Linked DNA regions of Homo sapiens: all the other regions are linked to region 2. The links are chromatin loops, found by intact Hi-C in ENCODE. Cell type or tissue: psoas muscle. All regions are shown on one strand. Each heading gives the region's core, and the rest is flanking DNA. Links, peaks and the distances in the headings are about the cores only.

Region 1 (10,116 bases), core at 1,168-9,167, 410 kb after region 2:
ATTGTGCTTTTCTCTAGAAGGATATACACGGTGATCTTTCTCTGAACTTTGAATGATAATAGTAGAGCAGTATCTGTAGTAGTAGTAGTATTAAGTTAACATTTCCTGTGTGCCAGGCACTATTCTGGTTACATGTATTAAGTCATTTAGTCCAATAGCCCTATGCGGTCAGTATTATTATTACTGTCCACGTTTTACAAATGAGTTAACTGAGGCACAGAACTCAAGTCATTTGCCATCCTTGGTTCCTTATCACATGGGCCGCTCCATAAGGTGACTTACAACATAGCAGCTTGCTTCACTAAAACAAGTACATGGGAAGATTCAGACAGACAGAGAGTGAAAGCAAGATGCAAACCTAATTGCAGAAGTGATATCACATCACTCTGCCATATTGTATTCATAAGAAGCAAATCATTAGCCTCAGCCCACACTAACAGTGATGAGATAACACAAAGGGCATGAATATCAAGAGGTGGAGTTCACTGGGACCATCCTAAAGGATTCCTTCCGCACGGTCTGACGACAGAGCTCGAGACCTTGACCAAAAGAAGAGACAGGTCACATTTTCCCTAGGCAAACTTGCAAGAACCAAACCTGTCTCAACAGAGAGTGCAGGAATGGGGAAGCTGTATCCCAGAGGCCAGCTCCAGCTAGGATTTAAAGTTAGTAAGTTTCCAGTCACTTGAGCTCCAAGAGTTATATTTTCCTACCTGGCAAACTCAGACAGCGATTCCATTCAGCACCAAGAATAAGGAAAATGAAGAGTTATGAATAATGATTATTTCTCGAATTCCTAATTTAAAGTTAGTGATAAGAGCAGTTAGACTCCGGAACAGTCACCCTTTCCTCTCTGTTCCTGTCCCTGGGCCTCACCCCTCTCTAATTTTGCATGTCTCTCTGTGGCAGTTTCCAGGCTTTCCTTGTCTCTCTTCCTTCCATTCCCCACCTCTTGACCAGCTTTCTCTTTCTATCTTACTGCTCTGTATTTTTCTTTTCATTTTTTAGTCCCTAGGTGTTGAATTTTTTTAATTTATAAAACATTTTAGGGAAGGAGAAGTTGAAAAATTTACAATAAAGTAATGCACTCGTCAGTTTTATGTCTCATCTTGGCTAAGCTATGATCTCCAGTTATTCAACCAAGCACTAATCCAGGCATGTCGTGAAAGCATCTTGTAGATGTGATTAATATCTACTATCAGTCAATTTAAGGTAAAGGAGATTATCCTGGATAATCTGGGTGGGCCTGATCTAATTAGTTGAAACTGAGGTTTCTCTGCAGAAGCAGATATTTTGCCTGAAGGCTGCAACATCGTCTCCTGCCCAGGAGTTTCCAGCTTGCCCTTCTTGACAGCTAACTGGCCCTACAGATTTGTACATGCCTAGCCTCCCTGTTGCATAATTTCTTGCAGTAAATCGGTATGTGTGTGTGGGGTGTGTGTGTGTGTGTGTATTCTGTTGAGTCCTGAATGACACAGCAGGCAGGAATATCCAATAGTTCTGATAGTGGTCTTTATACTGATAGGGAGAAGGAGGCATATTTTCATTTTAAAAGAATTGAATAACTAGAAGAAGTGAATTTTCTCATTTGAGTTTTCAAAGATACTATTTTTCCCCAGATGAGAATTCCAGATATCCCTCAAGTCATTCCACGCTGGCCACCTCTAGTTTGGCCTGAATTAGGCCTTGATAATATCCTCTTTAGACTTTTTCTGCCACTCCATACAATCAACACTTGCTTATCCTATTTTCCATTCTCTCAGGAAACTACTGACTAATCAATTGTTCTATTATTCTCTCTTATTCACAGTTATGTTCCTAGCTCCAAGTCTTGCACATTTATGTCACTTAATACAAGTTTATTTAAAGGATGATCAATAAATCTGAATTTAAATTGGAGCATTCAGTGTCTTCATCCAAAGATTAAACTAATCATCAGGCTCTTGCACCGTGAGGAGCCAGTGAAAGGGAGATAATTTGGGGCAGGAGGACCTCATCATGCTTCTCAAATCCTGCCATTCAGGTAGCTGCCTTGTAGGGCACCCAGAGTCATACCACATCTCTATATTTTTACCAATACATGGTCATAGGCTGATGTTAAGCCATGCAAGCTGCCTGTGCCCACACCCTACATAATGATAACTGGTCTCAAAGTGTGGCCTGAGGACCTCTAGGGGTCTCTGTGACACTTCCAGGAAGTTGGCTAGATCCTCCTTTTCCAACTACATACCCAGGTGAAGCATATTTTCTTTATATACTTGAATCAAAACAACATGTCACAACAGATTATAATTGAAGAAGAAGATAGAGTTGTGCTGTCTTTTATTAGGCCATTCAATACAATATTTTTTAAAAATCTAAAACAATGACATTTTTCTCACTAATCTGGGGGAACAATGCAGTCATTTTTCATAAAATACATGTGGATGTATTATCATTATTTTAAAATAACTTATAAGTAAATATTTTAAGTGATCTGTTTTAATCTTTCTTTTTTTTTTTTTTTTTTTTTTTTTTTTTGAGACGGAGTCTCGCTCTGTCACCCAGGCTGGAGTGCAGTGGTGCGATCTCGGCTCACTGCAAGCTCCACCTCCTGGGTTCATGCCATTCTCCTGCCTCAGCCTCCCGAGTAGCTGGGACTACAGGTGCCCGCCACCACGCCCGGCTAATTCTTTGTATTTTTAGTACAGACGGGTTTCACCGTGTTGGCCAGGATGGTCTCAATCTCCTGACCTCATGATCCACCCGCCTCGGCCTCCCAAAGTGTTGGGATTACAGGCGTGAGCCACCGCGCCCGGCCTGTTTTAATCTTTAATGTGGTAAATATTATTAGATGTAATCCACATAAACAAAAGCTCTTTGGGTTCTCAACAATTTTTAAGAGTCCAAGGAATCCTAAGAGCAAAAAGCTTGTTGAGTAACCACTGTTGTATACCATTGATTATGGTCTTGCTGAAACAAAAAGCAAAATGTGCCTTTATGGGTGACTGGCCCCAGGAATTGGGAACAGCTTAGAGTGGCCATGGAACCTCGAGTCCTCTCCTTCTTGCTAATGGCTAAATTCACACCAGAAGCCATGTTGTGTATATATTTTTTTATCTTCTACAGAATCCAGCAAGACTTTGAATGCCGGATACATACTCTGTAGGTATGGATTGATTGATATCTATTAATCTTCAATTGTATAAAATGTATTAATTTAGAATAAGGGGGCATCTGTCTTACAGCTCAAGAAGATTAATGTCCACCTCAAGGCTAAAACCTGAGCAGTTTGGAATACCCACCCTCCCACAGCCATTGCAGCTGTCATGTGAGTTCACTTGGTGAGAGATACAGACAGGAGAAACGTCCATGCACCATTCAAGCTGGAACCTGTTCTCTGCAGCCTGGTGCCTTTCATTGGTCCATAGAACCACAAAGCCCATCAGATTCTGGAATTTTCCTTCAGTTAGAGAAACTGGCAGGATATGAAACCTATTTTTACAGCATAAGTTCTTCAGTGAAGATTTATGACTGGTGAATAGAACCCAATGTGTCCTATCTGTGTACATGCTCTATTCTAGTACACTGTTCAAGTCCTGACTAGAGTATGGTTACAAATGCTGATTCAAAGCTCATCTCTATAGCTTACCAGCTGTGAGAACTTGAGCAAATTTCCTATACTCGACCGGCCTCAACTTCCCTATCTGTAAAATGGGAATAACAGTAATACTACCTGAAAAGGTTGTGGTGAAAATTAAATGATATAATGTATACCAAGTACTTATTTAGCGTGGGTGCCTGACACAGCAAAAGATCTGAAAAAATGTTAACTACTTTTTTGTGTTAGGCAGAATCATGGGGCTGGAAAGAGACTTTCTGTTCTTATTTGGTAGTTAATATTTAATATGCTACGCTCTAGAGAGACCAATTATTTGCCACTGCCCTTGCTAAGAATGGGAATGGAAAAAGCAGATCATGTCTTGCTTCTTTTTCATCCTCATCGACAGCCCAAAGAATGAAAATAGAAGGAGGAAAAGAATCTCTTATTCACTAAAGAAAATATGCCTCCACTTTGACCGTCTGCTGTGTGTGAGTTTGCGACAATCCCCTACTATCCAACAAGATTGTGTTTGTGTTTTAACAGGAGCTTCTCTCGCTAGAGCAGAAAGGACACAGCATTGGCCGGGCAGCATGTTTGTTTGTTTGCCCTGAGTCCTGGGGCAGCTAGTTATCTTGGGCAGAGTTAGTTTTCGGGTCTGGAGCCAGGAAAACACACTCCTTAATGCCCACATATTTGCAGTGCGACACATAGCTTGGAAGCTTGTCACACCTATTGCAACCGCTGCGTGACCTGTCTCCCAGGAAAGATTGTCTCCATGAGATATTCTTAGGGATGAATGCGGTGAGAAACGTGTACACCACTCGGGACAGCAGCCACATAACTTCAGAGGTTCGTCCGCTCACAGGCCCCTGCGGTCTGGGCTGTGCCGGTGGTCTGCCTAGGAAACTGCCTTCAGTACGCAGGGGACTGTGAGTTGCCCAGTAGCTGCATTTGAGAATCAAAGCACCGATTTCAGGCAGCGATAGGCTGTTTGTCTGGAGACGGGCGTGGAGACTCTGCTTTCATGTTCGCCTGCTGAAGGAATAGAAGGCAGGATGAACTCAGACTGAATGGCTGGCTCTGATATGTGTTTGAATGAAAACCAAAGTAAACACCACCATTTCACCAATGGCACACAGATGGACTCCTGCTTGACGCCACGAGAGGAAAACTAAAAATGAAATCAGCCAGAATAACTATTTTTGTTATTAGTTATAATGATTTTAAAACAAGCAATTCTATTGTTTTAAAAGAGAGCATCAAAATAACAGGAAAATTGGAAAGAAAGTAGCAATGTTATATAATGTCTGAAAATAAGCTAAAAAGAATGCACATGATTTCAGTGGAAGAATAAAAGTCCAAGGAAAGGATATAACAAAACTTTTTGTATGTGTCACAAGCTGCTCCCATCACTACTGAAGACAAAAGAGGAGAAAGTGGGTTTGTACTATACTGCTAGGAATTTGGGTTAGACCATGAGAGCACAGTTGCTATAATAACAGTGGGGAAGCGAACAGGGACAGTAATGGGATGATGCCTCATGAGGGTCCCTGTGTGTTTGGAGTGGCTCAGGGCCTCCTTTCCATCTTAGGCAGTGAGTTACAAATATTGCAGTGCGTTACTTTCTACATAATTATTTAACCTAAAGAAACACTTAAATGATGACCACCGCCTGCAATGAGGCAATAGCAAGGATTAAAAATAGCCAAGGCAAGGCATTAAAATATCAGGTAGCAAACAGTTAATATATGTCCTTAATGAATGAAACAAGTTTTTCGGAAGCAAGAAACTATGACTAGGAAGACTTGGAAAATTGTAGGCTTGTGTGTGCTGATTCTAATTTTCCATTGTATATGTTCTTGTTTGTAATTCCTTTCCCGCCCCTCAACCATTTAGGGCTCACTCTAGATTTTAACCCCTCCGGAGTCTCACACTTCCACATAATTAGGTTAGGTCGCCCTCTGGTGGCACAGAGCTAATCTATCTTCTGATAAAGCCTGTGTATCCTCTGCAATGCCTTAGATTTGAGCTAATTAAATATTCTGTTGGCGCTATCATATGTTGCAAATACAAACTGATACTTTTTAATGGAATGAAGAAACACTAAAGACCTAATTACAGTTTCTGTTTCATTTCTTGTAAAGACTTCAGGAAGCAATTTGGGATCTTGAAGAACCTAAGTAATATTCACTGTACTGTTCTATCAGAAATATGTCATTAATAGGGATTCTGTGTTACTGAGATTGATAGCATGTTTGATAAATACGCTTTCATTGTTAATGGCAAATAAAACACTCTGGCTTATAAAAAGATGACCTCAGCCAGGACAATCTTCATAAACCTACTTGAAATGGACTTGAAAAATAAAAAGGGCCAATAATCACTGCAAATATACAGGAGGTGAGAAAAAATTTTAATAAGTGAATAATTGAATTTTGAAAATTGTCCAAGCAACAGGCTTAATCAGCAGGCAGGGTGCTAGTGCTGATACCGTCTATCTAGCTCTGTGGTCTTGGATTCCATTAGATGTACCAATAGCCTTAAGCTAGATTTACGATTTTTTCTTAAACTACCTACAATGTTACTTGTAACCCAAAGAATCTCAATTAATAAATGCTCTCCAGAAGACTACAATCAGCAGAGACCCAATAATATATACATATACATTATAAAGGCAATTTAAACAACAAATAGCCAGGAAGACTTCCTCAATTATTCGGAATACATTGGGAAACATGGCAGAAGTGAGCATCAGATTTAACATGTAATAGGCACAGCTATGAGGAGAGAGGCTGATATTTAATCTCAAGCTCAGATTTTGAGGAAAAGGGCTGTGATGGATCTGGCTTTGGTCAGGAGCTCACCCTGCTATTACTGTAGCTGTGAATAGGGTAAATCAGGTGGGATTTGGGGCTGCAGCACGTAACCCAACAGATGTGAACTGCGAGGACAAATTCATATCAATCCTAGGGGGAATAAAGGAATAGTATCTTGCTTTAAGCCCTGACAAACATGTGTTTATGCTACTTCTGCTACTGTTAATAATTAATAGTGAAGTTGGTATTTTTTCTCACATTGAAATTAGGCAGTATAACTAAAGCCATATTATTGAGTTAATGTATTCTAACCCATGCCACAAAAAGATTTTATGGCCCTGTGAAGATTTCTTACAAAGAATATGGCATAGTAAAAAAAATTAATCTCAGATAAAAATGCATCTGAGCCTTCAATGTCAGCTATAAAATTCCATAATTTGAAAAAAAGTTAAATTTTAATAGAAGGATTTGAGACAGGAACAAATATCATTAACAAAATACTGTTTTACTGTTTTTGCCTAACATTTGTACGTTTCCAGCGTCTTTAAATTACACATTTACTATTTCCTCTAACACTGCAGGTAGTCGGATCCTTAGTTAATGTTCGTTTCATTAATTGGAGAAAGAAATTGAAGGATTTCTCAAGATCACATAAAATCTCTTAGAGAAGTCCACATGGTTTTTGTTTGATCCATCTATTCATCTATCCATCCATCCATTCATCCATCCATCCATACATTCATACATTTATTCATCAGATGCCTATTGAGCAAGTCTGTATAATATGTATGTACTGTTACAAGGGTAGCAAAGGTGAATTAGATATAATATCCCTGTATTCAAGGAGCTTGCAATATAGTAGGACCAATAAGACATGTATAAATTTAGAAAATAGGCTGACATGGGTGCTTTATACATTAACAGGATTGGAATTTCAGAAGCTAAAGGGATCTTACAGATTATGTAGTCCAATCTATCTCAAGAGTACATAAATATTCTGTAGAATATCTAGTATCCAAGAATTGTTCCTAACACTCTTAAAAAATATAGCATATATATAATCTGTATGATATAAATATAAAAGTATATATTATAAATTATATATAATTACATATTATATTTTTTAATTATACATATAAAATGATGGACTATTATCTATAAAAACAGTCATTTGCATTTGAATAGTTCTTATTGAGAGGAAATTTCTCTTATACTAAGCAAAAATCTTTACTTAATTTAATCTCTACTTAGAAAGCTATGCTATTTCTAACATTTTTTTCTATAACAGGTATTCACATATTGAACTCGTGTAGCCCTGGGTTATCCATTTTCCAGAAGAGGGCCTGAAAATCTTTCTGCATTCTGGTTTGCTTTCTGTAGAGGAACTAAATTTGTATGATTCTTAAATGTGATGCCTGAATTGGATCTATCTATTTAGAGTGTAATGGAGTCGCTTCCTCTCATGATATTTATTATACTGTACTCGTGAATTATGCAAAAGCATGTGCTTTTCTTGCAGCTATAACACGCTGATAGCTTGTCTTATACTTGAAGTCAACTAAAGCCTCAGGCCCTGCTGCTGCAGCCATCATCCTAGCCAAAGAGAGCATGGTGTGTGGTGGGAGGAGAGAGGGGGCAGGACAGGGCTAGTCGAGGAAATGCCTTTCGTCCTTGCTGGGTCTCAGGAACAGAAGCTGGGCATGTGGGCAGAGGAGTAAACAGGCCAGTCCTTGTCCTGGGTTTGGGGGCCCAGGCTAAGGAGAAAATAAAGAAGGAACTCCAATTTGAGGGTAGGCCCAAAAGCAACCGAGAACTAAAAACTTATTATCTGAGGAGCAAGTCAAGATAAATATTAACAGCCAAAGTGAAATGGCTTCAATAAGGGATAGACAAGGATAAAAAAGCAGGTTTCAGAGGTGGAATTCAGAAAAGTAACTTGAAGCAATTTTAGATCTTGTATGGGCTCACTCCTAGAGGAGGACCAAGCCTGTTCCAGCATCTTCAGACACTTAATCAACATTCACTATGTGCCACGGCCTGGCTAAGCACTGGATATAAAAGATGAAGAAGAACTGGCCCCAGTTGTTAGAGATCTCACAGCCTCCTCTGGGAGACGGATACAGGCCATATACCTATTCCGTAATGTGTTCACTACAAGGAGGAGGAACACATTGAGCTACAGAAGAAAAGCAAATAGCACAGGCTGGGTTGTCAAATTAGGCTCTGGGGAGGAGACTGAGTCTTACAGCATGGGGAGGAGTTAGGCAGATGAAAGCAGTGGGGAAGGAATATCTTCGTGGAAGAGAAAAGTCAAGTCAAAGCCAGAGAATGAGAAGCAGCATGATGTAAAAAGGAGTTACTTATAGTTCAGTGCTGCTGGATTGCCAAGTGTTGATCACTATGGTAATATATTTTTTCTTTTCCTGTACTTGAGAAGTTACCTTTAGAAACTAAGTAAAGGTCTTTACATTTATTGATTGTAATATGTATATTACTTGTCTTGCCCTTTCATAGTAGTCTTAGAATATTCTCAAAGTATTAAAGGATTATATTTACTACTTCCCAAGAGCTACAGATCATCTGAAAACCTGATAAACATTCTTTCTCTAGCTTTCTTCTAGCCCTTGAAACAAAAAAGTTGAACAGCACAGCAGCACCAAATCCAGAGCCCTTCAGTATCCTCTAAAGATATTCTGCAAAACTGACATTGACCCCACAGTCAACTGCCCACATACGTGGATGTTTAATTAGCTGACACTCTGCAGTAATGAGAGACAGTTTGGCTATCTATGGTCAGGAATGGCAGGTTAGGACAACTTAGAAAGGATCCTACATAAAAGTATACCTGCCAAAGGAGAGGTCAGGCATCAGAAGACCAATCCACATGTCAGAGCTGAAGGGAACTCAGTTCCAGATACAGGCAGCAGCAATATCTAGAAATTATGGGAACAGACAACAAGCAAGTAGTCAACTGGGCAAGGCAGAGAATGAGGATCACATACCGTAATGGGCTTATTCTAAAAAGTGAAGGGAGCGGAGTGATAGGGATTACAGAGGCAGATATTTAGAAATCCAAGAAACATTTAGCATCAAGGAAACAATCTAGAATCTAAAGCCCCAGCTATGAGTCAAGGGCAGGACTTCAGTTTCTAGGAGAAGCTATAATTAAGATAAAAACATGGGGCTGGAGGTAACAGATGAACACTGAGGCATAGAAGACAAATAAGAACTACACGTAGTCACTAGAACTTGGACACCAAGTGGGGACTTGGTTTCAGGAGCAAGAAAGCCGACTAAAAATACCACACAGAGTCTAAGTTAGACTGGCCACTGTTGTGACCTGGGCTACACCACCTAATAGCCTCTTTCCTTGAGACAGGGCGAGGCTGAGCCTCAGGTTGGGGATCGGGGGCCCCAATGTTGGGAGAGGAGGGTTCCAGGGGCTAGGAATCTGTGCAGCTCACCATTTCTGTACCTGGTCCACACTTTAGGATTTGGTCACATGCCTTGCTCAGATGGAGATGCCTCTGTTCTTTTCCTGAGCCTTCAGTGTCACAATCTTATCACAAAAGGAAATGACATTATGCTGGTGTACCTGGCCCTGACTGTAGGATGCTGGCTACTAACAATTACTGCTTCCTTTTTTTAAGTGCTCATAGGCTTATATTTCATAATTCCATTTTAATTTTGATGGTGATCAATATAAAACTCTAAATA
Region 2 (10,116 bases), core at 1,270-9,269:
TCTCTGTGCTAGGATCTTACAGAAGATTTTAGATTCTGTTCTACTTTTCAGCAGCTTTCAGGCAAAAAGCCTGGCAAATATACCTTTGATTAAAACGCAGTTGCTATTCTAATTTCACCTTTGATATCTTATGTATACACAGAGAAGAGGAGAATCCACAGTGCTCCAAAATCCTCAAAGTCAGAGATGGTGTTTTTTAAGATTTTTTTTAACCTCCAGGGCCTAGCACATAGTAGCTGTTCAATAAATGTTTGTTCAATGAATCACTTACTTGCTGATGTCAAATATTCTATTTTGCAAGTATAATAAAAATAAGGCCAAACTCAGCAAGAATCTATCACCACACTTTTTCCTTCTTAAACCAGTAAAGATAATATTCTGCTTAGAGTTCAGATTTGATTTTGTCTTTAAAATGTCAGGGAAGCATCAATAAGGGCCAGAATTGGGCAGAGTTTTCAAGATTGCAGGTGCAGACATTTCACAGGCTGCTATAATTGCCCATATGAGAGAGAGAGAGAGAGAGAGAGAGAGAGAGAGAAAGAGTGTGTGTGCATGTGTGTGTGCATATGCGTGTGTGTATGTGTTGGGGTAGGGCTACTGTTCAATCCTAAATGATCTAATTTCTGGCGTGATCAATAGAAGGAAGAAACTCCAGCATACCAGTCCTTTGCTGTTCTTTCCTGTGAACCAAACTTGGGTAATTTCCTGACATTGGGCTGAATAAAGTCTATAGCAGTGTGCTAAGCCACCCCAACTACTTGAAAACGGTGTGGCAAACCTCATCCCCTTTACAGATTTCCCAAAGCGCCCATTTCTTCCCTCTCCAGCTTGCTGGCCTGCGTTAATCACATCTGACTTCTTCCAATGGAGGCTCCATGTCTTTGCTGAGCAACACTGTTTCAAAAGATGAACTGAGGCTGAGAATAGGATATGGAGTTCAAAACCTTGTGGCATTGCCTTGTCCAAAAAGACCCATTCAGCTGCTTTTCACACAAGCATCGGTTATCGTCATACCACCTAAAACACTGAGCTATTTATTGTCATCTAAATGTACGAATAACAGAGTTTGGCTGAGGTCTCTCCCTCTAGATGCAGAGACCATGAATAGACACAGCATTTATGGAAGCTCTCACGACAGGTGGCATGGTGCTTGAGTCTTGTGTGTATGCAGGAGGTGGCTGGTACCCTTCACAACACAGGCCTACAGAGCCTGGAGGAGCAACTTCTAACATTTCCCTCTGGTCTGGTCATTTTCACTTACTCCGTTTGCAGCTGGGATTGCTTATTAAAGTTAACCGTAAGTTATATTGACTGGGACTTCTTTCAGCAGATTTTTTTCTTTCTTTTTTTTTTTTTTTGAGACGGAGTCTCGCTCTGTCACCCAGGCTCCCAGGCTGGAGTGCAGTGGCATGATCTCGGCTCACTGCAACCTCTGCCTCCCGGGATCAAACAATTCTCCTGCCTCAGCCTCCTGAGTAGCTGGGACTATAGGCACCAACCACCATGCCTGGCTAACTTTTGTATTTCTTTTTAGTAGAGATGGGGTTTTGCTATGTTGGCCAGACTGGTCTTGAACTCCTGACCTCAAATGATTCACCTGCCTCGGCCTCCTGAAGTGCTGGGATTACAGGCGTGAGCCACCATGACTGCCCTCTTTTAACAGAATGTTAAAAAGCAAGGTTCTTCTATTATGGTATTATTATGGTATTGGGTTGTTTGATAAACATCATATTTGATAAGGCCAGTAAATAGATTCTTTCCTTGATTCCTGCTTTTAACTTAATGATTTATAAGGGACCCAATGAAGTCCATTGGAAATACTGATTGAATCTGACAAAATAAAAAAAAATGCTTTCACTTAAATTTGTCGCCTCAAAATATTATTGTAAAAATGTCTGATATTTCAAAATACTTTAAAGAACAAAATAAAATGACCAACTCAAAGACAAACCCCTCTGTCATGGGCTAAATTGTCTCCCGCAAATTTCATGTGGAAGCCCTAACCCTCAATATCCCAGAATGTTTCTGTATTTGGATATAGGGGCTGTAAAGAGGTGATTAAGTTAAACTGAGTTGTTGGGGTCATGTCCTTCAAGAGGAGGAAATCTGGACACACAGAGAGATAGCAAGGATACGTGCACACAAAGAAAAGACTACGTGAGGACACAGCAAAACAGTGGCCATCTGCAAGCCAGGAGGTGAAGCCTCAGAAGAAACCAAACCTGCGCACACCTCGATCTTGGACTTCCAGCTTCCAGAACTGTGAGAAAATAAATTTCCGATGTTTATGTCACCCAACCTGTGGTACTTTGTTATGGCAGCCCCAGCAAAGTAATATCCTCTCTGACTACAAGGAAAGTTCCTCCCATTAGAAATATGCTGCACAAACACGGGCGTTTTGTCTGTCTGGTTCATGATAGGCCCTCAGTAATTATCAGTTGAATGCATTTGAAATAGAATTTACTAACTGAAAAATGTCAACGAATTATTGGTGGGTAATTATCATCTCATCTTAATAGATCAGACATGGTTTTGCAGCTTGGCCAATGATTCTCTGCCAAGGCCTGAAACAGCAGAATCTTCGTGAGTGGTAAATCTGTGTTCTGTGTGGCTGCCTCAGCTAGAGGAAGGCCATCTGCTGCCACAATCGTTTAATCAAGACAACCCCTCTCTCTCTTTCCTCACCCTGTCTTCTTTGAGCCACCCCACGTTCACTATGCGACACGAAGAAAAAAATGTGTATTTATTTCTCAATTTTCCCTCTCAGCTTCTCAGATACTAGATTTGCTGGGTTTTCTCATCCTTTTGGCTGCTCCTCTTCCTGTTTTTTGTTGGTGCCTTTTCCTCAGCGACTCCCTTAAATATGCTGGTGGTCCTCAGGGCTCTGGCCTGGCTATGCTTCTTTTCTTGCTCCAGACCAGCCCTTGGAGTCACCTCATGTACCCCCAGCGCTTCAACCACCCTCTGTGTGCTCTATCTGCAGCTCAGAGAGCTCTCCTGAGATATACTGCCAGGTCGTCAATTCCCTACTTGACAATGCCATTTGGGAGCCCTGGGGCCCCTTAAACTTGACAGACCCCAAACTCATCGCCGGCCTCCTCAGATCTGCTCTACCTCCTGCACTCCTTGGAGGAAAACATGGGCTGAACTGATATCTAATTAATGGCTGCAACTTGTCCTGTGATAGATCGGTCCCCTGGCTTCAAACGCTTCTCACACCCACTGCATCAATATTAATTGAAGCCAGCACAGTCTTGGGCTTTGATTACTACCAAAACTCTCCTCCTTGCCTCAAGACTTGTTTCTGTTCAGTTCTTCTTACTGAAACTGGGGTGTTTTCTAAAATATGAATTGTATCGTGTTGCCCCTTTGCCTAATACTCTCCAGTGGTTTCCACCACTCTTGGCTCTACGGTGACCTCCTGTAATAAAATGGGTAGGAGCACTGCCTCCACAGCCCAGCGCTCTCGATGCCTGGCTGTGCCACTGACTAACCGCATGACACTGAGGATGCCACCCAATCTCTTTATGCCTCCACTTCCTTGCCCGTAACTGGCAGGCAACAATGAAAGGGCTTGGTCTGAGGGTCACGTGAGTTCATTTGTGGGAAGCATTCAGAATAAAGCCTGGCACAGTGTATGAGCATGAATTTCTTTTAGTAATAGAAATGGTAGCATAAGTTCAATTCCTCACTGCTTCTGCTGCATTCTCACCACATCCCCCAGGTACTCTGTGCTTCAGTCATACCCAGTCTCCTATTCCCCAGCACGCCATACTCTCCTCTCGGACATGCAAACATCCCTGGCATGCTTCCCCAACAATGCGGCTGATCAGCTTCTACTCATCCCTCAAGTCATGACTGTTTCTGAGTGACCTTCCCAATCCCCTAGTCAGGCTCAGGTGCCCTTTTCCGTGTGCTCCCAAACCCCCTACATAATGATGACCTTTGATTTGTCTTTGACTTGCCCACGTCCCTCCTCTCCACCCCCCTCCCCCTCCAGGTTGCTCTGCTCCACTCAGAAGGTCACACTGTGAATCCTGTCAGCCCTCCGGTCAAGGACATCATTTAAAGAAAGGGATGGGGAAAAGACGTAGTGAGGCCGCCTCAACCAGCTCCACCACCAGGAGCTTCATCCACACTCCCAGCAGAGGGCAGCTCAGTTTGTCTCAGTTACACATGGAAAGGACACTGATTATACAGTATTCTGCCATGTCTCTTCCTTCCATAGGTAGATTTATAAATCTGTAAATTACGCAGAACTTTATTAGGAACCACCGGCATCTGGTAATGTTCCATGTAGACCAACGAGGCTGGGCTTCCACACACGAAGAACACAAATGTCCACATGTCTCTGAAGTTGGCTACCTGTGTTCACAGGAGATCCCTTGGTCATAATCGTTGTGCTGCTACCGGTTACTCACATTCTTTCACACTTTCCCTACAAGCCCACCAAGATGACGATACAGTGACAGAGACTCCATCCGTGGTCTGCTTATCCTTAGCTTAGCTGCACTACAGGCCGAAGAGAACACCACACTGCCACCCCAAGGGCCGGTTACCTTCTCGAGGTCTGGTTCCTCTAAGCTCAGCGCTAACTCATTGTTGTCCATCACAGAGGAAGCTGCCACATCCAGCGGGGTGGATCCCCTCATCGACGGGGAGGCTGAGGGAGGAGGGGAGAATTAGCAAGAAAAGGACAGAGGAAGACACTCAGTGCTGAGCTGAGACTGCAGTGCACGTAAGCGGACAGGAGAGGGCAGCAAACACACTGAAACCTGGCTTACATGACCGTTCTCCAATGGGACAGTCCGCTTGCATTAAGAACAGCTCTATTAGCTATCCTTCCTCCCCACATTCATTGCCGTGAATACGAATTAATACAAAATCGGTTCACACTACCAACCGGGACCATGTATTTCCAAGTGCTTTTCTAACACAAAACTTCTTGAGGCCCCCATATCAGATGCCACTCGACCAACTAAGCCCAGTGGAACCTGTATATTTCTGGGGCTACCACCTAGAGTTTAAAAATAGCATCAAACAGCATTAGCTCATATAGTTTCACCAGGTCACCAATGTTGTTTTTGACTTGTTTGTTTGGTTCTCAGGCTAGAATTAAGAAAAACTTCAGGTGGCATTTTACAAAAAGGTTAGTAGCCTGAGGTTGCATTTGAGAAATAAAAACCCGTGAAACTTCAGTTTTCAAGTGCAAGTATTTGTGTATTACACACATTCATTTCGTTTATACCCAGAACAGTGAGTAAGGCATATGCAGTGACTTGCTTTTCTAGTGGTAGTGGTGGATTTACACTGTTTATCCACGATTGCTCTTGGCCAGTCTGCCTCCCCGCTAAGGAAAGCACTTGCTGGGAGGTTGATGGACAGGTATGCAGCCTGCAGCCAGCCTGCCAAGACGAGATCCGATCCATGACCTTGGTCTCATCAGCACTGCTCCCTGGTCAGTTGAGTGGGCTGGGAAGAGCTGTGCCCCCAGACTATACCTGCAATCCCAGGGGCATTTTGTAAACCATGGGCCACTGGTCCCAAGAGAGATGAGGTAAAACTGTACGACTATGCCAACACTAAACTGTCACCAATCTTGGCTGGTAGCAACATCTCTACTTCTGTTGGAGAACGTTCTTGTGGCATCGTTACTTCAATTGTTTTAAATCAGGCAGAGTCTCTTCTAGTATTTACAAATATCACAGCGTGCATGTGGCTCCTTTCCCTGTATTTTCCTAAGTGGTCAAAAGGGGGAGTGTAACCTTCGAGTTTGGATGTGGAAGTTACAAGAAGACTTACGCACCTAGGCCAACACTGCTATTCTCCAGAAGATAACTCAGATGCTCAAACATGGCCTTCTGATTTTGCCGGCTAATTCGACAGAAATAGCAAAGGAAACGGCAGCAGCTAGCAACCATCTTTGGAAATGCAATCTGTAGGGAGAAGTAGAAAGTGTCAGACAAAAGAATCTATCATGAGGCCTTTCTGAAAACTCTGACCTCAGAGTCTTAAGTGGGTAAAGTGTGAACACTTGGAAAAATGAACTTTCTCCTTCCATTTTTTTTCTCAAGACTTATTCATAGGAGTTATAGTTCCTGAAATATCTTTCCTCCAAGAGAAATAGATGTCAAACAAGAATCCCAATCATCCTCGGAAGTCATGTGAAATTGCATGACCTTCTACCAGGCTATTGTTTCCAAGTAGGAAGGGAGTGGACAGAATTCAGAGACAGAGAGAGATGAGAGAGAGAGAGAGGAGAGAGAGTGAGTGAGATGAGAGAGAGAGGAGAGACAGAGAGGAGAGAAAGTGAGGAGAGAAAGTGAGGAAAGAGTGAGGAGAGAAAGAGGAGAGAGTGAGGAGGGGGGAGAGAGAGAAAGGGGGGGAGAGAGAGAGAGAGAGACAGACAGACAGACAGACAGACACAGGTGATCGTAGACACATAAGGCCCACCAGTATATCAAAGCCCAAGTGCCCTGGGTCAAGGCTGGCCTCTACAGTTACGCAAGTCTGAAAGGCATCGCTCTCTGAGTCTTCCCTGACTACTTTTGTCATTGATAATTGCTCTTCTATGGGATTCCATAGCACTTGTAATTTGATTCATGCAGTCTAGCATGAAGATGCCATCTTACATTACTGTTGATTGTACTTGGCTTTTCTACTTAACAAAGTAACCAGCATCTCTAGGTTGGGCCAAATCTTAGTTTTGATCCTACAGTGCTCAATAAATGGTGCCAGTGTTAACCTTGCTCGGGATCCTAAGACAACCTTGATTTCCTCCTTTAATATCACAGAGGATGCTCTAAGCAATAAGGTTCAGAAACTTGTAGTCTATCTGCTCGCTGAGGCATCCAGACATGTGCTCAGGGATCTTCTGGAGAGATTTCACTTTCCCAAGAGATCAGAAGGAAGCCCATGAGGAACGTGACCCTGGCTTCTGTTCCTTCTACACACCCACCCCCTCCCCAGTAGCACTGATGAAACTGCACCAGAAATCATCCCTTCCTAGGACCCTGGCACTCTGGAATTTCCAACATTTGAAGCCATACCCGATCTACTGCCTGTGGAAGCAGTTTAACCGTGAGGAGGTCCCCAGCCCAGCTGGGATAAATGTCCAGTTGTGTCCTATCCCCACAACTCTCCCCTTAGCAACAGGAGCTCCCCCTGATGCGGGCTCCTTATGAGGGAGCTGGCAAGGAAACCTGGCTTCTTCAGGAGTTCGGTTGACAGAGGAAACATCAACACTTCTGGGGAAACACTGCCAGGATCACTATTGAGATCTTGTTCTCCTTTAGAACAGCCTTCTCCTGACTCAGCACAAAACACACCAGGCTCCTAAGTGGAAGTGAGTGATTCCATCTTGGAAAGAGCAGGGCTGCCGAATACGGGAAGTAAACTTAGCAACTGAATAGCCCAGTGGGATTAATGAAGAAAGTCTCCAAGCTTCAAGAGCTCTTACACAATGGGATTCCGTCCAGCAGCATTATCCCATCGCTTGGCTCCTTCTTGGCACTGTGCCTATCCCTTCCTCTCCCTGGAAGAGAAACTGAGGCAAGGGACACCAGCCACGTGGCTCTGAACAAGTCACCTCGTGCTCCTGCCTCAAGGGACAAGTTCTGGCTAGGTTCTCCTTTTAGCATTACCTGAGATTTCTCTGTACCCAACACGTTCACCATCACCTCCATCACCGTCTCGTGCATGCCCAGGACTCTCATGAGGTTGGGATGCTGGTAAAACACCTTGTTGTTCATTATGTCTCTAGGATAAGGATCAGAGAGAGTCTTCAGCACCTGCTTATTTATATGCTATGAAAATTCAGGGATGAGAACACACAAACACACGAGAGGGCAAAATAATATGAAAGTAACAGGCTGAAAAGATAATAAGAAAGCACTAGTTCAGCTGGAATATATGTGGAGGGCCATTTTAGCTGACTGAAATATTCTGTGCTCCTCTATTTCTAAGTACTTGCTTTTTCTCTTTGAAACATTTCTTTCTGATGACCTATTAAACATCCCTTGTTTTATTTTTTCTTGTAATAATTTTAGATATCAATGAAGCTTTTGGACAATAGTCTTTAAAAACTCACGACATTAAGATGTAAGAACAATTACATCTTTAAGTCATCCAATATAAATTCACAGAGTAAAGCTGCATGCAAATCAAAATACAGAAACAGCCTGGTAATTTGCTGTGTACTCCCTTGCTGGGTGGTTACTTTCTGGCTGCCCATTCCCCTTCTCTTGAGGGTTGCAGGAAACACCACCTCCAATTGCCAGTTTTTACTTCTGCTATGTCTACTACGAAGGCTGGGGAGAGAATAATTATCTAACTGTATTGTCTTCCCATAAAAGTCGCTTCATTTATGTAAGATTTCTCTTTGGAAATGAGTTTGACGAATGAGTGCATTTCCCTCCAAGGATCCTGAAGGTCCCTTTCCTGCACCTTGGTGATGCTCCTTTGGTATGCTGGCTCAAGGGTGGTAGGATGAAAAGTTAGGTAGGAGGTTGTCTGTAGGTCTAGTTCTTGATTCTAATAAAGTAAAACTGTAGGCTGGTTAGTGAATCTTTTTGGGCCTTGGTGTTCTCATCTGCAAAACAGAAGTGCTACCCTACGTGATTATAGGAAACCCTTTTGATGTCTAAAATGCTATGAATTTTTTTTGACTACATGGCTTCTAAGGGAGAGCCATGAGCTACTGTTAAGGGGAAAGTTATCTCAATGAACTAACAAAAACGACTCTAGGTTAGTCCTGAGAAAAGGGAGAGATCAGGTGGCAATTTTTCAGAGGGAAGTTTCGGAAGATTTCGAGTCAAAAGCTCAGGTGCTCAGATCATTTCTGTCTTGGGTTGAACACACCGTCCCTTCCTCCAGATGTTTTCATGGGCTCCCTGGGGCTATTTTCAAAAGATTAAAATCAAGTAACTGCTTTTCCCCAAGACTCCTCCATACTTTTAGCAATGCCTTTCACTGTGAGTAGTTGGGTCTCTCAGGTTGCAAAGGATATGACTCCATGAGGAGTGAAATTGGAATCAGTTCACACAAAGATTTAATATGATTTGATTCCACTATATCTCTATATCAAGGTAAGTCAGTTTTCCCACTTAAAGCTCCTAGAGAGAACAGCACGTAACCGTGAATCACCTACCCCAGCCCATTGATCATGAGCAACTCCTCTTCCTTGCCCATCCTGACACTGAGGAGGGAGCGGATTTGGCCCAGGGCAGCCAGCAGGTTGATGGTGTCGCTTACAGAGGTGTGGCTGATGGTGTAGGTCTTCCGCAGCGCCTGCAGCAGCTCCCCAATGCTGTCATACTGCCTCCGGAGGAGGTTGAACATCATTCGGACCAGCTCTGAATCCTGGATCTGGTCCTCCTGGGCCCAGCAGATCATCGTCTGTGAGATGAGTTCCTTCAATGTTGCTGGAAGGACAACAGGAGGGAGCAGGACTGTGGCTGTCATGGCTCAGGGAGAGCTGGGTGTTTCAGCCACTTCATGCAAATAGAAGACACATCATTGGTTGAGGTTACAAAATTCTTATTATAGGCAATGTGCAGTGGCTCATGCCTATAATCCTAGCAATTTGGGAGGCTGAGGCTGAAGGATTTCTTGAGCCTAGCAGTTTGAGACCAGCCTGGGCCACAAAGCGAGACCCTGTTGCTACCAAAAAAAAAAAAAAAAAAAAAAAAAAAGCTGGGTGTGGTTGCACACGCCTGTAGTCAGCTGCTTGGGAGGCTGAGGTGGGAGGACTGCTTGAGCCTTGGAGGTTGAGGGTGCGGTAAGCCACCACTGCATCACTGCACTGCAGCCTGGGCAACAGAGTGAGACTCTGTCTCAAAAAAAAAAATTTTTTTTTTGTATTTTAAGGGTGGGTTATGACATGCACAGAAGTAGAATATATCATCAAAAGACAAATAAACCGGCTATATAACAATAAAAGAATATCCCAATTATGAGTTGAGGGTGCTAACTATTCTATTTTGATTAAACAATACTTGCATCCACACTGGGCTGAGAGAACAGATCTAAAGGCTTTACAACGGGACATCTGAGCATCATCCTAAAGTCTGAACAGCCTTTTTTTGCACTGGATCTTTGGCAAGAGTCAGCTGACAC
Region 3 (10,116 bases), core at 1,089-9,088, 470 kb after region 2:
TTGGAAATTTATAATAAAGCTGCTACAAGTATTCTTGTGCATGTCTTTTGATGGATGTATCCTCTCATTTTTCTTGGGTTAGATACCAAGGAATAGAATTTCTAGGTCACAGAGTATATACATCTTTGGTTTACTAGATAAGCTGAACAATTTTCCAAAGTGCCTGTACCAATATCCCCTCCCATAAAAAATGTACAAGAGTTCTAGCTATTCCTCATCCTTACTTTCACTCAGTATTTATAGCCTTTATGATTTTAGCTATTCTGGCAGAAGGGTGTAGTGATGTATACAATTTTGATTTAAAAAACATTTTATTACTCAATAATGATATTTTATGTGCATTTTATTGCTGATTAATAATGATGTCTTACAGCTTTTCACACAGTTTGGAAATTTGAATGTCCTCTTTTGTGACATGTCTTTCGCCTGCATCTGTGAGATGGTTAGTCTTTTTCTAATTGATTTGTAGGAGTTCCTTATTTTTTTCATAAGATCCTTTGTCAAATGTGTGTATTATAGTCTATTCTGAGGCTTTCCTTTTTTACTTTCTTAATGACATTTTGGATAAACAATAGTTATTAATTTAGAAAAAAATCTAATCTGTGAAATGTGTCAATCCATTCTTTTTTGCTTTCTGCCTTTTAGAGGTCATAAAACTACTCTCTGTGGTTTCCCCTAGAATTTTTTATCATTTACCTTTTACTCAGGTTTACATTCTTTTGGAATTTATTTTCTTTTCTGTGGTGTGAGGTAGAGATTAAAATTTGTGGGGTTTTTTTTCCATATGGATATCCAATTGATCCAGCACAATTTATTGAAGATACTATTCATTTGCAGTGGTGTCTTATTTTATGTCTGGTGACCATATATGTGTGAGTGTTTCTGGATGCTTTATTCTGTACAATTAGTCTCTGTTCCTATCCTTGTGCCAAAACTACACTAATTATTATAGCTTTATAATTAGTATTGATATGGTAGCTTAAATTCTGCACGATTATCTTGGCTTTCTTGGCCCCTTGAATTTCTATATAAATTTTAAAATCGGTTTTTCAACTTCTACCAAAACAAAAACAAAAAACCTTGCTGAGATGTTGATTGGAGTTACATGGAATCTATAGATAAAGTGAGAGGATAATTAGTATCTAAACAATAATTTTCCATGGCCAGGTGCTGTGGCTCATGCCTGTAATGTCAGTGTTTTGGGAGACTGTGGGGCGGGGGAGGTTCTATTGAGGCCAGGAGATCGAGACTAGCCTGGGCAACATAGCAAGACTCTATCTCTACAAAAAATAAAACAAATTATCTGGGCATGGTTGTGTGTGCCTATAGTCCTAGCTACTCAGGAGGCTGAGGCAGGAGGATGGTTTGAGCCCAGGAGGTTGAGGTAAAAGTGAGATATATTGCACCACTGTATTCCAGCCTGGACCACCGAGTGAGATGCTATCTCAAAAAGAATAATAAAAATAAACAATAGTTTCACACACCATGATATCTTTATCCCTTCGTTTATTTAGATATTTAATTTCTCAAAATAACGTTTTACAGTTTTCTGTGTGGTGTTCTTATACACTTTCCATCAGATTTATTCCTAGGTATTTAATATTTTTAATGCAACTGTGAATGCTGTGTTAATTTGATTTTCTTTTTTTATTAATATTAAAAATAAAATAGAGACGGTGGCCAGGTGTGGTGGCTCATGCCTGGAATCCCAGCACTTTGGGAAGCTGAGGCAGGTGGATTACCTGAGGTCAGGAGTTCGAGACCAGCCTGACTAACATGGTGAAACTCTGTCTCTACTAAAAATAAAAAAATAAAAAAAATAAAAAAGCCAGGTGTGGTGGCACATGCCTGTAGTCCCAGCTACTTGGGAGGCTGAGGCAGGAGAATTGCTTGAACCCGGGAGGAGGAGGTTATGCCACTGTACTCCAGCCTGGGTGACAGAGCGAAACTCCATCTCAAAAAATAAAAATAAAATAATAAAATAAAATAGAGACAGGGTCCCACTATGTTGCCCAGGCTGGTCTCAAACTCCTGGGCTTAAGCGATCCTCCCACCTTGGCCTCCCAAAGTGCTAGGATTGCAGGTGTGAGCCAACATGCCAGCCTTGATTTTTTAATTGATTACTGTTAGTGCATAGAAATACAATTGGTTTCTATATATTGAACTTGTATCATTAATCTCACTAAATTCACCTATTCTAAAAATTTCTTTTAGCTTCTCAACTATAAATAATAACAATTGTACTTTTTCCTTTTCAGTCTTTATCTTTTTATTTCTTTTTCTTGCTTTATTGAATTATTTGCAAGCATTTGCAGGCATTATTTGCTGGTATTATTTACAGGCATTTCCATTAATGGACTCAATCCTATTGCATAAAATGAAACTTAGGATAACAAAACAAAATAAAACAAATGAACAAACAATGAACAGAAGGTATTGGCGAGTGAATAAAAGCAAGCAGATTCTGGAAGGGATCTGGCACTTGGAAAAAGAGAATGATGGGCATTATTTCCCCTATTTTTATAGTTTCTAGCCTGAAGAAAGACCAAACTGGGTGTGTAAGATGCACCAGCAGAGAAAACCTATAGTCTTTTTGGACTAACAAAATAGAGAATAAAGAGTTTGAGGCAGCCAAAGATACTGGGGAAAAAGTAGAGAGTCAGACATGGGGAGTTCCTAAATCTGTGTCTAAACTATACCTGAATCTCTGACTGGACTTCCAAACCATGCATGCTCAGGGCAATGTGTGAGCAGCCCAGCTGAGGACATAAGACCACAACTGAAACTTGAGCTGCCACCAAGACACAAACTGCAGTTTGAATCCAACATCAGGGTTATATCCAGCTTAGTTTTCATTGATTGTCTTCTTTTAAAAATGAATCACATTTTCCTGGTTCTTTATAAGTTTAGCAATTATGGATTTTAAATGTTGAGCATTGTGAATGTTAGTAAGAGTCTAGGATATGAATCGTAGATACCGCGTAACTTAGGAAAGCACCTTTCATCAGCCTCTCAGATTATGTTACCTAATTCTTGGCTCTGATCTCTTACCTAGATCCAAAGCCCAGGATGACTCCTCTCAAACAGTGAAACCGGGATCAATTTTGGCAGACACCACCCAAAGAAACATGGCCAGTTTTTCCTATTCCAAACCTGGGTTTTCCTCTATCCCTTCCCTCTCCTAGCTTCTCTCTCTCTCTCTCTCTCTCTCTCTCTCTCTCTCTCTCTCTCTCTCTCCCTCCTCTTTAATAATCCTATAATTAGGAAATAATGAGGTTTAGTTCCTACCCCACACCATGGAAGCTAGGAGGTGGCAGAGCCAGAATTCAAACCCAGGCATCCTGACTCCAGGGTCTCTGCTATTCTGCCTCTCTGTGAACACACGAAAAGCCATAGCTGTGATTTTTCATTGCTTCCCACAGGAGAGGACCACCATTAAGAAACAGGAGAGAAGGTGTTGGTACAAGTAAGCGGAAGAATCTTGCTTTTACCTAGCCTAGACCACATTTCACTCTACACATTACCTGATAAGGGCCAAAAGAACAAGAATAAACACATCATCCACTGATCAGAATACATAAGGCAGCCCCAAATTTCTCCCAACCATTCTTACTTTTCTCAATGCAGAATTATAACACCAGAGTTAAACAGCAGCTATAAATAGCTGGAGAAATGTGTGGCTATTTCTGAGAAATTTGGGATAAAGATGTAGGTTGCATTTAACTTTTAATTTTCATTCTTATGATCCTAGGTATAGCACCTTTCCATTTTTTCAAGTCCTGAGCTTGATTACCTCTGTGATATTCCTTGTTGGGAAAAAAGTTCAGAGTGCATTAATTTTCTTAGTTATCTTCATGCTTAGAAATTTTAGAAAAAAGATCCTTAAACTCTCTGTGCCTTTGCTTTTTTAATTTTTGAAACAAGAATATTGACCCTGAAGAGCTTCAAGTGGCACTTTAATAAAAAGCCCCATTCCCTACTTTCCCCTATCAACTTTGCCTGAAGAAAGCAATTCACCAGCCATTTATGACTGTGAGGTTTGCCTTTCACTGCTTGACCTCGGGCTGTCTTTTTTCTCATGCAAATAATGAACATCTCTTTGCAGGTATTTCCAGTATCTCACCTTCATGGTCTTAGTCTTTATTAGGTTGCTGGCTTATGTGATTTTCCACCTGCAGTACATAAACCCAGATCTTCTCGTGGATGTCCTGCCCCTGGTGCTGAGCAGGGGCACCTTGGAGAGTCTGAGGAAGGTCTCACATCCCTTCCTCACTCTAGCAGTGGAAGAAGCACTACCACACTAGTCTGGGGTGACCTGGGGGCATCACCCCACACCTGAGTGGAGGTGACCGTGGCTGTGGCCCCATGTTGGGGATGGCCAGGAAGGATGTGGAAGCCTTTGACTCAGAGCCGCTACTTGACATCTGAGTTTTTCATTTCATTCTTTCCCTGCTTTCCCTCTGGAATGTCTCTCTTTCAAATAAAGAATATGTTTGACGAGAGTCCACAGTGTTGGTCTGTGAATTTAGTCTGTGAGTCCTGGGACCCCTCACTAGGTATTCACAAGTTCCACCTTTTGCTGTTGAGAAAAGCTGCACTTAAGGCGAGATAACAAAAACTCCCCTCAGGACTTCCATTCTCTGCTCTATATTTTTAAAAACTTAAACCATCGTATACTTACCCTACCTGGGTGTGGTGGCACGCACCTGTAATCCCAGCTACTCGGGAGGCTGAGGAGGGAGTATTGCTTGAACTGGGGAGGCAGAGGTTGCAGTGAGCCGAGATTGCGCCACTGCACTCCAGCCTGGGTGACAGAGTGAGACGTCTCAATAATAATAATAATAATAATAATAATGATAATAGTAATAATAATAATAATGTGTTCATTTGTTAGATTCTCCAGTCTCTTTGTGGTGTACATAAGGGCACTTAAATTAGGAACCACTGGGGTGGATAGAAAGCTTTTCCTCTTCTACTGTTTTAACAACACATTATCTCCCCTACAAGCTTATTTTATTTTATATCATGCTATGTCTTATAAGATTAAGATGTGGAAAAAAACTGATCTTTTTCATTTAAACGGGTGGTTACTCATTCTTAAATGAGAAGAAAAGTATCCTAAAATTCAGGTGCAATTAAAAGCAGCGTATAAAACCAGAAAGTGCTTGAGATACAGCCAAACACAAATGTGTACCTACCTATCCTTCAATCCCAGTTCAAATGTCCTCACTCCCATATGGCTGCCTCTGCCCCCTTCTCACTGAAGACAGCCTCTTTTGCCTTCCAGAAGCTCCTGAAACCTTCTCTGGGCATCCCATACTGCCCTGTCCACTTCTGCCTCACAGTGTCATCACTGGGTGCCTTGACCTTGGGGCTGATGGCCCCTTTATTTCTGTATCATCCCACATGTTCCCTTCACACAGTATGTTCACAAAGTAGGATTTAGCAAAAGAGGGAATGATTCCTTGAGTAATCTGTATTTCTTTCCCTGAGCACTTGGAGGGTCACAATTGGAACCGTGAGCCTAGACCCTGTATTGTGAAAGCTCACACTTTTGCAGGGACAGCCACACGGAGCCTGGATGGTGCAGAGGGAAGGGAAGTAGAAGAATGTGGCACAAAACCCGAGGTCATCTAGCCGGCTGGTGGCATCTCCATGGTTACCAAAGTGGTGGAGATGCCTTTCTTTGCCTGTTTCTTCTGCCTACACATTCCCTACACTCTTACTTTCTAGTGACCTTCTCTCCTTTAGAAACCTTTATTGATGTAGGTTTTAATTGAATTTCACTTGGACAGCATCCGGGCAGAAGAAACACACTGTATGTTTACTTTGGCTGTAGACATGGCCCTGTCTCAGGTTTTCTTTCTGAGGTCTGGGGAAGAAGAGAGTGAATGATCTCAGAACAAGGTATCTATAAAATGAAAAACTGGCCAATATCACCCTCTCGTGGCCAACTGAAAGCCTTTTGCATTTCAAGTGGCTTCACCCAAAGGAGTGATTAACAAATTGAAGCAAGAAAGAGGGATCGGATGTCACCATTGGATAATTTTCTCTATGTGTTCTAATAAGTCCAATTAGTCTTCATTCATCTATTAATTCATTCATTCAACGAATACTTACTGAGCATCTTCCTTGGGCTAGGCAGTGTTCTAAGTGCTGGGATATAGCAATGAACACAACAGACAAAAATCTCTGCTCACATTCTAGTGGATAGAGGCAGACAATAAACACATAATTAAATATGCAAATATTGGATGATGTTAAGTGATATAACAAAGTTCAGCGGGGAAGAGGGAGTGCTGAGGAGAAGCAGTCACAATGTTCATTGAGAGAGTGGCATTATAACAAAGACCAGAATGAGATGAAGGATTCAGCCGGTGGTAGATGAAGAGACAGCAAAGACATGGTCTTGAGGTTGGAGGGTGCCCGTGATGCTGAGGTTCCTTTGCAGATTCCCTGCTCACACTTCTGTAATGGTCCCTTCATTAAAGTCTCTTCATCGGAATCCTCCAAGTTGAATTCTGGTTCTGCTAGGACAGGACCCTGGCTGATACATTGTCCACTGGCCAGAACGTGTCCTAGGCCACAGGGCTTCAGTGGTTGGGTGACTCTAAGACTACAGGTCTATGTGAGAAGAATGGCTGTGGCTGGCCTAGAGAAGTATCCCATTCCCATCCCGTCACACAATTCCTCATCAACTCGTAGAACACTCAGGCTCTCCTCTACCACCTAGCCCTCCCTGCAGACACAACCCTAGACAAACATGGGCCTATCCCAACGTCTAAACCTGGCTAGAAAGCAGCAGCTTGGGCTAATATGGACTAGGTAGCCCCTTACAGTCAGCCATCTAGTGGGGATTTGAAACCTTGAAACTGCTAGAAATTCATGTTGCTGACACACAGTTGCTTTTGCTGCCCCCAGAGAGCCTGCCTCCAATAGGAAGCTGGCTTCAGAAGGGCCTGAATGGCATTCTTAAATCTTGGAAGCAGAAGAGTGATGGCTGCTTCTTTAAAAAATAATAATTTTTTTTTTTTGAGACAAAGCCTTGCTCTGTCACCCAGGCTAAAGTATAGTGGCGTGACCACAGCTCACTGCATCCTCAACCTCCCAGGCCCAAGCAATGCTCCCACCTCAGCCCCCTGTGCTGGGAAGATTGCTTAAGCCCAGGAGTTTGAGACCAGTCTGGGCAACGTAACGGAAACCTGTCTCTATTTTATTTTATTTTATTTTATTTATTTTTGAGATGGAGTCTCACTCTGTTGCCCAGGCTGGAATGCAGTGGCGTGATCTCAGCTCAATGCAACCTCCACCCGCCGAGGGTTCAAGCGATTCTCTTGCCTCAGCCTCCCGAGTAACTGGGACCACAGGCACGTGCCACCATGCCCAGCTAATTCTTTCTGTTTTTTGTAGAGACGGGTCTTCCTGCTGCCCAGGCAGGTCTTGAACTCCTGGCCTTAAATGATCCTCCCACCTCAGCCTCCCAAACTACTGGGATTACAGTCGTGAGCCACCACGCCTGGCCGCCACTGCTTTAACTGAGCAGTGCTGAGCTAGGGATCTGATTTCCAGTCACAGGGAGCTCACCACTCCCAAACTATCCATCTGTTTCTGAAAGGTTTTAACAAAATAATATAAAGCACGTAGCACAAGCAGCATGTAGTGCTATTCAACCAACACAAGCTTTCTTTTCCTTTGCTTTTATCTACTAATTAATCTTAGTGTTATTTTATAAAGTGACACAGAAAAATGACTGCCTCCTTCATATTTTAGTCACTAAAATTGAACAGCCTTCTGTTCTCCAAAATGAACATTCCCAAGTCCTTTCAGTTCATATGGCATAACTTTTAGATTGTGTGTTATCTTATTTATCCTTCCCTGGAACCCTACAGAGCTAAACGGAATACAGTACTATAGATGATGTCTGCCTGGTGAAGTACGGTAGCCCTATTCTCCTTTTATTCTGAACATTATGCCTTTATTAATGCTTTCTAAGATTTTGCTAGCGATTTTGGCAGCTGTTTCACACAAAGATATGGGCTTGGAGTCCACCAAGATTCCTAACCCTTTTGAACATAAATTCTTCTTACTCTACATCTCCTCTGTTTTGTATTTGTAAAGATTTTTAAAACTATGCTACGCACAGGACTTTCCACTTGCTGAGTTAAATTTCATTTTGTTGGTTTGGGTGCTTCATTTTATTTTGTTGCAATGCTTCAAAACCCAGATTCTATGAAGGAATTCATCAGCTCACTTAGTGACCTGGTAGAGTGGAAATTGCTCAAGTTTGGATGCAGAGAGGCTTGGCTGTGACATCTCCTTTGGCCTTGTACTAATTGTTGACCTCAGGCAGCTAGTTAACTCTTCCCTTAAAGTAGTTAATAATATAATACTCTCCCCCAGGGAGAGTGTTACAACAGGGCAATTCTTTCAGTATTCTGAAATGGAATTTCTTTGGGTGTGAAGGCTCAAATTCAATTAAATGAATTAGGCTTCTCTATCTTATTACCTATCTTAAAACGTAATTACCTGTTAACTGTTTTGGACTATCCTTTTTATCATGCTGGAGATCAATTTCCTTAACAGAGAAGGCTGATGTGAAATAGGACTCTTATCTGTCAACATTATAGCCTTTGCTCTAGGAATTGGCCTATCCCTTTCACTTCTTATTCCAAAGTACCTTTTTAAAAAATTCCACTCAATATCTCTTGGCAAGTTCCAGTGTTGTCTGGAAAAAAGCACTGAACAGGAGTCAAGCCTTAGACTCTAGTTTTAGCAATTTTGTTATTTATTTGATTTTATACAAGCCATATACCCTCTCTGGGCCTGGGGTTGACTTCCAGGTGATTTCTAAAATCATTCATGCTGACATTGATTCTATGAACCAGTTCATTTAGGTCCTTGGGTGAGTAAGAACCAACCTCTTCCTAATGTTCTCTAAGACCCCCAGGTTTCAGCCTTCCCAGCAATCTTAGCCTCTTTCCCAGAGGATTCCTCTGGAAGCCTGGAATTGCTTATGCCACTTTTTCTTGTCAAGAGTCTCAGCAGTAGTGTTTCTTAAGAATGAGTTAAGGCCGTGCGTGGTGGCTCACGCCTGTAATCCCAGCACTTTGGGAGACCAAGGCAGGTGGATCACTTGAGGCCAGGAGTTCAAGACCAGCCTGGCCAACATGGTGAAACCCTGTCTCTACTAAAAGTACAAAAATTAGCCAGGATGGTGGTGCATGCCTATAATCCCAGCTACTTGGGAGGCTGAGGCAGGAGAATCGCTTGAACCAGGAGGCAGAGGTTGCAGTGAGCCAAGATCAATCATGCCACTGCACTCCAGCCTGGGCAACAGAATGAGACTCCATCCCCCCTGCCCCCCGAAAAAAAGAGTGAGTTAAGACCTTCCATATAAAGGCTTAGTTTAGTAAATATTTATGGAGTTTCTACTATGTACCAGACACTGCAACGCATGAATGCAGTGCAGTGAAGGGGTGGGGGGGGGGGGGTGGGGAAGAGCAGTTTAAGAATGAGTAAGGAATCATGCCCTCAAAACCTCTTCATTTTGTGGCAGATCCCAGCTCTCAATATCAAGGTTAGAGGTAACTCTGAAGCTTCTCTGAGGTATAAATGCTGACTTAGTAGGGGCCCAGAACTATTGATGCCCACACTTCTTGGTCATCTACTGTATTGCAGACATTGTGTTAGATAGGTCATACGATCTCCATTTCACAGTTAGGAGAGTAGCCTAAAATTATCAATCTGGTAAGCAGCAGAGACAGGACTCATGGGCCACCTCTGGCCTCCCCCAGAACATTTGCCTTTCGTACTCAGGTGTAATAAAGACCTTTGAAGTCAGCAGTATTAACCTACTACTCAGAACCATTGAATCAGTAAGTGTAGTCAGTTATTTTCCATCACTTATTTTCCTGTCTCCTCTGTAATTTGTTCAAAGATAGTATAGGGACCCAAAATCCTTCTATTCATTGTCGTAAATTTTACTTTGGAGCCCAATTATTCTTCTAGTTTAATAATTCCCATTAAAGATTTTAAAAAGCTTTGGATAAATGCTTTATTAAAGCATCACAGGCCATTTATACCTTAGTATGAGTAAAAAATGGAAGGGCTGGGTTC

What was found. A loop is a pair of places that touch in the nucleus more often than their neighbours do. Peaks named below come from ENCODE experiments on the same cell type or tissue, not always from the same donor. Only the 100,000 strongest peaks of a DNase experiment are listed, where the experiment ranks them.
Region 1: it touches region 2 in a loop (4-fold over the local background); 87 of 110 quality-filtered maps call a loop at or near these places.
Region 3: a loop joins it to region 2, with 2.6 times the contacts of the local background. A loop is called at or near these places in 45 of 110 quality-filtered maps.

What each region holds. Positions count from the first base shown.
Region 1 is chr15:33,288,329-33,298,444 of GRCh38, reverse strand. No RefSeq gene overlaps it. Among named protein-coding and RNA genes, the nearest start is that of RYR3-DT, 17 kb to the left of the region's middle. In psoas muscle, for the core only: a CTCF peak has its summit at 5,545 (motif pointing left); no DNase peak of the experiment used is centred there; H3K4me3 peaks cover 1,320 bases; H3K27ac peaks cover 1,594 bases.
Region 2 is chr15:33,695,524-33,705,639 of GRCh38, reverse strand. It overlaps RYR3 (ryanodine receptor 3), which reads right to left. Exons shown (of 104, transcript NM_001036.6): 39 at 9,149-9,422; 40 at 7,644-7,758; 41 at 5,807-5,936; 42 at 4,560-4,663. Among named protein-coding and RNA genes, the nearest start is that of CHRM5, 270 kb to the left of the region's middle. In psoas muscle, for the core only: CTCF peaks have their summits at 4,726 (motif pointing right) and 5,760; a DNase peak (open chromatin) is centred at 4,729; H3K4me3 peaks cover 346 bases; H3K27ac peaks cover 307 bases.
Region 3 is chr15:33,229,938-33,240,053 of GRCh38, reverse strand. It overlaps the pseudogene TMCO5B. Among named protein-coding and RNA genes, the nearest start is that of FMN1, 40 kb to the right of the region's middle. RefSeq lists a silencer at 1,660-1,829. In psoas muscle, for the core only: a CTCF peak has its summit at 5,958 (motif pointing left); no DNase peak of the experiment used is centred there.